2 separate regions of the Homo sapiens genome follow, and region 2 is linked to region 1. Evidence: chromatin contacts called from ENCODE Hi-C data. All regions are on one chromosome and are shown on one strand. The core of a region is the stretch at or near the end of the contact, and the rest is flanking DNA. Distances in the headings are between cores, read along the strand shown.

Region 1 (4,880 bases), core at 136-2,635:
TGCCTCTCACCCGGAATTTGAATTTTGAAAAACAGAAGAGCCTTGAAGAGACAGTTCCTCTATGGCTCAGCCCTGCTTCCTGAAGTAAATTTTCAGCTTTCCTCTGATTCTGTGAGTTGCCTTATATACAACCTTCATATCAACTCGTTTTCGGCTGAAGCTAGCCAGGTCATTTTTGGTGCTTGTGTCCAAAGAATTCCCAATGAACCCTGCCCTTCTGCACCAGATAAAATCTTACTCATCCTTCAGGATCCAAGTCAAGTGTCCATTTACTCACTCAGTCATTCATTCAACAAATATTTACTGAAAAATACCATGATAGTGCTGTGTTAAGTGCTGAAGATTCTTGACCACATGTATCCCTAACTGTCTCCAAATAAAGAACTTTTGGGAGACTTCAGGTGCAGAAGTTAGTTGTATTCCTTTCTTCGTGGCACTCTGTCAGCAGTGATCTGGGTAATTGATTAATTACCTCATATCCACATTCCCCATCCTCCTCCCTCGACAAGCAACCATATTAATTGGTTTGATATGTACTTGAATATATTCTTGTGAAGTGCATACTGTAGTTTTGAGATTAAAATTCAAGAGTGTAAGTGTAGAAGCAGAGAAGCCAGTTAGGAGGCTGCTGCGATAATCCAGGAGAGATTTGATGGCAACTTGAACCACAGGTATGTTATGTTCCTATACAAGAAATCCCTGCATTTAAATGAGAACAAAACCCAACAGAAAGCTGAAAAAAATACAACAGAAAACCCCAAACTAACAAACAACGGGAGATGCAAATGGTTGATAACCAGAGAAATGCAGATTAAAACAATAACAGGACATTGCATCTGCTATTCTGATAATAATTAGAAAGTTGATCTCTATCCCAGAGAAAGTTCCACGCAGGATCCTAAGGGAATGTGTATGAAGAAGTTCATTGCAGCCTTGTTTGTGGCCACGGGGTGGTGAGGACAGCCTGGGTCACCATCAGTGGGAGGATGAATGGGTAAAATGTGTATCAGATTTGGGGTAAGCACTTTTCACGCATTATCTCATCTTTTTTTCAAAACATCCCTAAGATAGTGGAACTTTTCATAGCATTCCCATTTTACAGACGACAAAACAAAACCTATCCTCTCCTACACACAAAGGCTGCTTGTCGTCTGGTACATTCGTCCTAGTTTTAGGACGAGCACACGGGGTTCAGGGCCTCAGCCCCGTTCTGCGGTCTCAGAGAGGAGTCCCCCCTTCGGCCGTGGGCGACCTCGGGCCTGGGCCGCCAGCACCGTGGACAGCGCCAGGAGCGGGGCGGGGCATCCATGGAGACGTCACGACGCGCGGAGTCTCAGGGGCGCGCGCCCGTGGGCGGCTGCGTCACGTGACCCAGGTAATTGGCACGGCGCGCGCGCACCCCTTCCGCGCAGCCCCCTGACCTGCAGCCTCCGGACCTCGCTGCAGCGCGGACCCGGCCCGCCCGCCCGGTGAGCGCGGCGGCCCGCCCCCTCCCGGTCCCTGCGCCGCTGCTTCTCCTGCCGTCCTGGGGACCGGCCCCACAGCTCCTCTCTCCTGGGTCCTGGGGCGCCGCTGCCCGCAGCCCTGAGTCTGGCCCCGCCGGGGGGAGGGGGAGGAGGAACAGACTGTGACCTTGGCTCTGACCTTGGCTGGCCGTGGCCTCCCCCGGGACCCCCAGCCCATCGCGCGCGTACCACCCGGCTAGTCCAGGGTCCTGCGCAGAGGAGCGGGTGCTCGCGGTGGGTTTCTCCAGCCCGAGGACTTCAGACTGCCCCGCGCCTTCCGTGGCCAGGGGAGGGCCCGGAGCTGCGAGGGCTGTGCGGGGGATGGGGAGGGTCAGCGCTGTGCACCTGGCGGGACCCATAGGCAGCTTCGGACTACCAAGGAGCCTAATAGACGGTTTTAACCGCGGTCTCCGATTACAGATGAGAAAACTGAGGCCTGAGAGAGGGCGGCATGGCCTGAGGTCGCTGCTTGCATGGGATGCGCTTCTTCCGCCCCCCGGGAGATGTGGGAGGGGGACGGGGTAATCCCGAGGCCACAGCAGGCTGCAGTACGCATTCGCCGAACCGGAGAGACCCTTTGACGCCCCTCGGCCACCTGGCTCAAGCAGGCCCTAGCAGCCCCTCCCCAGTGTCTTGGAACAGGCCCCAACTAAATAGAATTGCGGTTTGTTGCTGAGCAAAAGCTCATCTGCTTCTCAGAAAGTGGGGTCAGAGTAGACCTGCTGCTGAGAGAATCCAGGCTCTGCTGCTGCCCAGCTTGGAGGGCCCTCTGGGGAGAACCCTTCCCGGCCTCTGTTTACTGATCTCTGCAATGGGTGCATTAGGGAGTAGTCCTCACTAGGGCACCCCAGACAGGGTTGTGTGTGTGGGAGTCTTAGTGGCCATGGTGTCGGCAGTTTTCTGGGGTTGGGTTGAGGTTCTGAGGTTGGGTTGGGGATGCTATGTGACCTTGTCCTCAGAGAAGAGACCCCCAAGAGATACCCAGGGCAACTCTGCTGGAGTCTGGACTGGGCAGGGGGTTGCACAGGGCACCTGACTCTCACTCCTTGTTGCTGTCCTTGACTGTATGGGCAGGAACTAGTAGGGCTGGCTTGGGCTCTGGCTCTAGATACTGAGCCCTCATGCCCTGCTGGGATGCAGGTGGGGGTGGGTGGCAGGCTGCCCTCCTGCCAGGCTGGGTCAAGGTCACAACAGTGCCCAGTGGCCAACCCAGACTGTTTAGTGTTTATAAAACAGTGTTCCTGCACCGGGCCATTCTGGACACAGCCAGACTTTGTCCCTATCTGGCCCAAACTGCCCCATTCCCCTGTGGGGGTGGGAGTGGCGCTGGCAGAGGGAGCAGCTCTGGCTCAGCTGATGGGAACTGCATCGCTAAGAGAAATCTGGCTTACATATTGACTGCAGTGATCAGGGCACAGTCGCTGGAACCCCACACAGCCCTGTCACTCACCAGATTAGCCAGCTTAGCCTCTTGCACCTCAGTTTCTCTGTTTATAAAGTGGAACTGATATGAGTGCCCACCCCATGGGATGTTGGGAGGATTAAATGAGCACAGTATCTGTCCTAGAATCAGTGCTCCTGACGGTGCCTATTATGTTTATTCCCATGACGATGGTCTTGATATCTAGTTTCCTTTGCCATAGACTGGGGATGATAAAGCGTCCTGGGTTGTGGATTCTTTTTGATGCTCTAGAAGATTCTCCCTGATGCTTCAGGAGCTCCTGGGCCTAGTGGCCAGCTGGGCTGGCACGACCTTCTCTTTGCCCAGGCCTCTAGGATAGTCAGAGGTGGAACAGGAGTTGGGACCCTGGCTGCCTGACCCCAGAGCTCATGCCTGGCACTTGGAGAGGTGCTGCTCCCAGAGGAGCCGGCCCCAAGTGCCCCGCGCTCTAGGGCTTGGCATCACTGGCTCGTGGGCTGGGCCACATGACCCGAAGCCTCAGGGGCTGAGCATTGGGGAGGGAAACTTGGGGGCACTCAGAGGCTCCCAAGCTCACCTCCCTCCTCCCTGCAGTGGAATCTTTTTTGTTTTGAAAATTTTCTCTGTTCAGGCTTGCTGCTGGTTGCCCCAGGAGCCTGTCCTCCCTCCATTGAGGTGACATCACCCCTTTCCTCTGGCTCATGTGAGTTAGAAGGAGGGCTGTGCCCTGCCCTCTGGTGGGGCCTGACCTTTTGTGGAAAGTCCAGCCAGTGAGTTTCTGGTGACATGGTTGAGCTGATGGCAGGGGTGAGGCAGAAGGGTGCAACAGGTGTTGGCTGAGCACACCTGACCAGGAGCGTTGGCTCAGGGCCTGGCCTGGGCAGTACTTGGAAGCCAGTTATACCCCAGAATGCACATTTTCTGGGGCCTGAGCTGTCCAGGGGTAGGGGACTCCTCCCGCCTGGGCGACCCCTTGTGGGGTGGTCCTTGCACCCAGCTTACAAGCTGGGCGGTCTGGGCAGGAGGGCATTAGCTGGTATTCATGGGGAGCTGCTCTATGGCAGTGGCTGTGCTGGAGCAGAGGAAGGGGTTCTGCTCACAGTTGTAGGGTGGGGAACAGAGGTCCCACTTTACACATCATGTGTAGGATGAGGTGGCAGGGGTATGGGGTGATCTGGGACCTCAGTAGGCCCTATCAACCCCTAACCTGCCTGGATAGGGATATCTGGGGGGTTCTCCAGGATTGGCAGAGGGCTCTTAGAACTCTTACCGTCTGCGGAATAGAGAAAGCCCCCATCACTGAAAGCCCAAGATTTAGATATTTTCCCTGGGAAGGCACAGGTGACAGAGTGAGGTGAGATGAGCTGCAGGGCCTGGTTCCCCGTGGTCTGGGTGGGCTTCCAGTCTGTACCTGCCTGGACTGTTAGCTGTCTTGAGTGGCGCTGGGCTGGGCCTGGGGCTGCCTTCCATTCTACTCTTCCTGCCCCTCCAGACCTTAGCCCTTCCTGCAATGAAGTGGGGCTATTGTTGGGCCTAGTGTCACCAGCCTTCTGGCTGGGCCTGGGAGAGAGGGCACTCTGGCCCAGGATTGCAGTCACAGGGAGTCACTGGTCACTTTTGGTCGCAATGACTAGAGCCACAGCCCTCCTGAGATAGTGTGCCTCTATCACCCCCGACACCTGTGCTCACTGGATGCTTTTGCCCCTGCTTTTCCCTGACCATGCACAACACACCTGACCCCTGGAGGACTGCCTGCCCTGGTTCTAGGGTGGTGGGCCTGAGACCCACTCCTTCTTGGTGGTACTCCCTGCACCTGCCCTGTGGCTCTCCGAGTGGGCTCCAGGACCTAGGTGGGTGCTCCCTGAGGCAGGGCCTGGGGAGTTCATGTCTCTGCACAGGCTTTGGGGACTATCCGGGAAGGAGTGTGGTCTGGGATGAGTGTGGCACAGCAGGGC
Region 2 (5,230 bases), core at 2,258-4,757, 83 kb after region 1:
TGGTGCAGCTGCTTTGGAAAACAGTTTGGTCATTCCTCAAAAAGTTAAATATAGAATTACCATATGACTCAGCAATTTCAGTCCCTTAAAACAAAGGGATTCAAACAGATATTTGTTTACCAGTGTTCATAACAGCACTATTCACAGTAGCGGAAAGGTGGAAACAACCCAAGTGTCTATCAACAGATAAACAGATAAACAAAATATGGCATATCTGCCACAAAAAGGAATAAAGTAGTATAATACATGCTGTAGCATGGATAAACCTTGAAATATTATGCTAAGTGAAATAAGCTACAAAGTAGATTGCAGGTTACCAGGGGCTGGGGGTGGAGGTGAGAGGTGAAGCCAGCTGGGCTTCTGGGTCGGGTGGGGACTTGGAGAACTTTTCTGTCTAGCTAGTGGATTGTAAATGCACCAATCAGCACTCTGTGTCTAGCTAGAGGATTGTAAATGCACCAATCAGCACTCTGTAAAATGAGCCAATCAGCACTCTGTAAAATGGACCAATCAGCAGGACATGGGCGGGACCAACTAAGGGAATAAAAGCTGGCCACCTGCGCCAGCAGCAGCAACTGGCTCCTGTCCCCCTGCGCCAGCAGCAGCAACTGGCTCCTGTCCCCCTCCACGCTTTGGGAGATTTGTTCTTTCACTCTTCATAATAAATCTTGCTGCTGCTCACTTTGGGTCTGCACCACCTTTAAGAGCTGTAACACTCACTGCAAGGGTCTGCAACTTCATTCCTGAAGTCAGCGAGACCACGAGCCCACCAGGAGGAACAAACAACTCTGGATGCACCACCTTTAAGAGCTGTAACACTCACCGCGAGGTCCCTGGCTTCATTCTTGAAGTCAGCGAGACCATGAACCCACCAGAAGGAATAAATTCTGGACACAGAGGGATAGGGTGTTGTTGCTTAAGGAATACAGTTTCTGTCTGGGGTGTTGAAAAATTTTAAAAAGAGAGAATAGTGATGGTTCCACAACATTGTAAAGATAATTAATGTCACTGAATTGTATGCTTAACATGGTTAAAATGGCAACATTTTAAATATATGTTTTACCCACGTTATTTTTAGAGACAGTGAACATAAACTAAAGGTAGATTATGAGGTGAGGGTGGGTAGGTGTGGCTCATCAGAGGGGGAGGAAGAGAAAAGTCACTTATTTAGGCTGTCTTCTTAGCCAAAACTACAAAACATTTTAAACATCACCATGCAACACTGCTAGGAATTGAATTGTTGCCCCCCTTCCCCCAACTTCATATATGGAAGCCCTAACTCCCAATGTGACTACAGGTGCTTAAAGAGGTAATTAAGGTTAAATGAGGTTATAAGGATGAGGACCCAATCTGATAGGATTAGTGTCTTTCTTCTTATAAGAAGAGACACCAGTGAGCTTGCTCCCCGCTCTCCCCATATAATCCCACCAGGTGAGGACAAAAGAGAAGGTGGCTGTCAGCAAGCCAGGAAGAGCGCCCAGAGCCCTCACCAGAAGCTGACCTTGCCAGACCTTGATCAGGGACTTTTAGCCTTTAGACTGAAAAAATATATTTCTATTGTTTAAGTCCCATAGTCTATGGTATTTTGTTTTGGCAATCCCAATAGACAAATACAAACATGGAGGTATTTGCAACAGAAATTTCTCTATCAACTGTTCTCTCACAGAAAGTAACTTCCTCTGCTGATTGAAATCCTACCCATCCTTCAAACTCAAACTCAAATGCCATCTCTTCCAGGAGGCTTTCCCTGATTGCTCAGCTAAAACTAATTTTTGTGTCCTTAGGCTTCAGGGTATTTTGCCTGGAAGACTCTTAGTTTGGGTCATAGGATGGGAGTTCATCAATGGTCATTCCTGGGCTCTCATCTCATTCTATATGTTCTCTCCAAGTCAATGACTCACATCTTTCTATCTCCATTTCAGACTTTTTCTCTGAACTCCAGAACAACAGAGCTGATTCAGCACCTCTGTCTAGGTAGCCGAAAGCACATGAAGCTTAATTCAGATGCTCCTTGACTTATGATGGGGCTAGGTCCCAATGAGCCCACTGTAAGTGGAAAGTGGGCTTAATACCTGGATAAGCCCATCATAAAGTGGAAAAATCGTTAAGTGGAACCATTGTAGGTTCAGATGTGCCTCAACTTAGGATAGGGTTACCTCCCAATAAACCCATGCTAAAGTCAAGAAGTCTAAGTTGGGGACTATCTGTATGACCAAAATAGACTGTTCCTTTGGAACGATTCCACATATTCCTCCAAATTTTGGTCCATCTTTGGTGTCTTTGATTTTAGTGGACAGTACATCCATCCATCAGCACTGTTTCAAGTCAGACACTGATTAGATCCGGATAACATTCTTTTTACCCTTACCTCCCACCTCCATCCTCTCAGGAAGTACCATTGCTTTCACTTTGATCCATGGTCTCCTTTATGGTCCAAGCTACTCTCATCTCAGCCCTGGACCACCCCAACAGACTTGTCTTCCTTGTTTCCACTCTTGCCCCCTCTAATCTGTTCTCCTCAGAGCAGCAACAGCTTCATCCCCTGCCTAAAACTTATCTGCGGCACTGCAGGATCTGGCCTGATTACCTCTCCAGCCTCATCCCCCATCAGTTTAACAAATATTAATACATCATTTATTGAATGCCTCCAGCCATTGCCTATATTATTAGTCCCTCTGCCTGGAAGGCATTCCTCTCTTTACCTGGTTAGTTTCTACTCATTCTTTAAAGGTCTACTTAAATGTGGGCTCATTTAAGGCTCCACTTAAATGAGCCTTTCCAGACCTCTCCCTCTCCCCTCCCATTATGGCTAGTCACAGGTCCCACTGTGGTTAGCTCCCATGGCACCACCTAGCCTCAGTCAGAGCTTAGGCACAGCTGTCATTTAGCAGTTAACAAGGAGATTACTTCAAGGACATTCATCACTGTTTAACAGTGTGTCCTCAGTCCCTGGAAGGGTGTCCAACACACACTGCGTGCTTAATAAAAGTCTGCTGCATGAACGATTAAGAGATGGAATACCAGCAACGCTACTTCCCAGCCATTTGAGTTGTGAAAGTCACTTAATATTCTTGATCCTCAGTTTCCCAATTCTTAAAGCAGGGTTATGTAATTTTTTCTATGGAGGTAATTTCTGTAATTTGCTGGGCACTGGGTGGGCCCACAGCTCACTCTTGGATAGAAGAGCCTTCCCACTCTTTTAGCCCAGCCCTGGAAGCCATAGGTTGCAACATCATCCTGGGGAAGACTTCCTGGAGAGGTGGCGCTTCGTGGGGGTCTGAGGAAGGCCTAGGCACAGGGCACCACCTGCACGGATGCTCAGAGGCTGGGGCCCTCAGGGGCGCACGCGGCGAGGAGGCCCACCTTGCAGGCCCTGCAGGCGGAAGGTGTGGTGCTCCACCGGTAGGCCTGCCGCGCTGTAGGGCCCATAGCGCAGGATGACCACTGCGTTCTTGGGCATCGCCAGGCCTCCGCCGCCGCAGAGGCAAGGGAGAAACACACGCTGCTAAGCAACCTCTCTTCCGGCCCGGGCGCGTGGGCGTCGCTACGCGCCGGGCGGGGCCGGGGTGGCGCTAGGGGATCCTCCCGGCCCCAAGCTGCTCACGTGACCCTCAGCGCCTGGTCCGCAAATACGCGCGTTTGAGCTGGTGTGGCAAGTGTTAGTGATAAATAACAGCAGCAGCCAGGCACAGTAAGTTCGTGTCAGGCGGCGTGCGAAGCATTTTCCCTGCGTTATCTGGTTGAATCAGTTTACCATCCCTAGGAAGTATTTTATGTTTTTTGTTTACAAAACCGAGGCTCTGGGAGGGCAAGTTGCGGTCCCAAGAGTGACAGGGGTGTAGTATGGATTGGAAACCCTTGCATTTCTTCTATTTTCTTGCCTCTTTTTGATTGATTGGGAGTATTCGTTCATCATTCTTCTTCCCCCACCTTCTTCCCCCGGCCCCTTCTGTCACCAGTTAGGCTATTTGGTGGAGCCAAAACTGAATTCGTCCAATTCCCTTTTATTTGCTCAGTTCTGCTCATTGGAATTTGGACATAAAAGACATCCACCACTTCTAGGCATGGCTCCTAAAAAGTCTCCTCCACACCTGCTGTCTCCCTCTTCTTATCGGTAGCCAGATACGGGATCCCAGGGAGGACCCGAGGCTCCCGGGGAGACAGACCCAAAACGTGGGAGGAACCTGGACCACTGAGTAGCTGCGCCGAATAGAGCCCCACCCATCTGCATTAGTTGGTGACCGAAGCCAGAAGGAAACATTTATTCCATAACCACTGAGATTTTGGGGGTTGTTTATTACAGAAATTAGCCCAACCTAACAATCGCAATACCCTTGCGATTACAGCATTTCTTTACTTTCTAAATATTCAATTGTAGTTGATATTTTTACCCTCCTTTTGAACAGTAAAGGATTTTAAAAACCCTTTCCCACTAATTCTCCCAACGTATGCTACTGTGTATTTTAATTCTCTCCACGTGTACAGTATGTTCTATGATACATATTTCTTTGATGAGAATTAGTTTATACACGATTGTTAAATAGAGGAATGATATCAGCAGAATTTTGACATTATTATGGGTCATACATAATTTCCCCCAGCACTTGAGTTTCGCACCATCGGACAAGAACCACTGAATTCACCAACACAGCTGAACCCAGCAGACTATGGAGGAAGGCAGGACTGTACATGATGTCATTATTCATCCTCTTGGCTCTATGTGGTTACCTGTCTTGTCTTAGAAGGACTTATTTTCTGGTTCTCTATAAACTTTGTACACGTCTTTAAAGGCAAAAATCCTCTACTCACTGTAGTGTTTTTATTAATTAGAAATTTAACGTTGTTTTAACTTTGCTAAAAGTTTTGTATGAATAGTTGTTTTCCGTTACTCTTCTGTTTTCAAGACCGCTTATGTTTCTTTATCTCTTGCTTTCTGTAGTTTTACTGTAACAGTAAAGGATTTAAAAAACCCTTTCCCACTAATTCTCTCAACGTATGCTACTGTATATTTTACCTCTCTTGGGATTTGTTGAGATTCTTGAAACTGAATTAAAGTCCTTCATCAGTTTTTGGAAAAGTTTGAGTCATTATTTCTTCACATATTGCTTTTGTTCCATTTTCTCATTCTCAGGGACTCCAGCTAGGTATATGTTAGACCTTCTCATTGTAATCTGCATGTGTCTTCTCTGTGCTTTTCTCTTTTTTCTTCTTCCATACTTCTTTTGGGGTT

The links. Hi-C counts contacts between places; a loop is a spot of excess contacts on that map. Pooled maps may share reads with other maps.
Region 2: a loop to region 1 is called in a pooled map, with 6 times the contacts of the local background. The contact joins the promoter of C10orf53 here to the promoter of OGDHL in region 1. A Hi-C loop is called at or near these places in 2 of 50 pooled maps.

The regions. Positions count from the first base shown.
Region 1 is chr10:49,758,828-49,763,707 of GRCh38, reverse strand. It overlaps OGDHL (oxoglutarate dehydrogenase L), which reads left to right and starts at 1,385. Exons shown (of 23, transcript NM_018245.3): 1 at 1,385-1,469. RefSeq lists a silencer at 1,425-1,634 and an enhancer at 4,742-4,880.
Region 2 is chr10:49,677,928-49,683,157 of GRCh38, reverse strand. It overlaps C10orf53 (chromosome 10 open reading frame 53), which reads right to left and starts at 3,507. Exons shown (of 3, transcript NM_001042427.3): 1 at 3,364-3,507. The coding sequence starts at 3,460.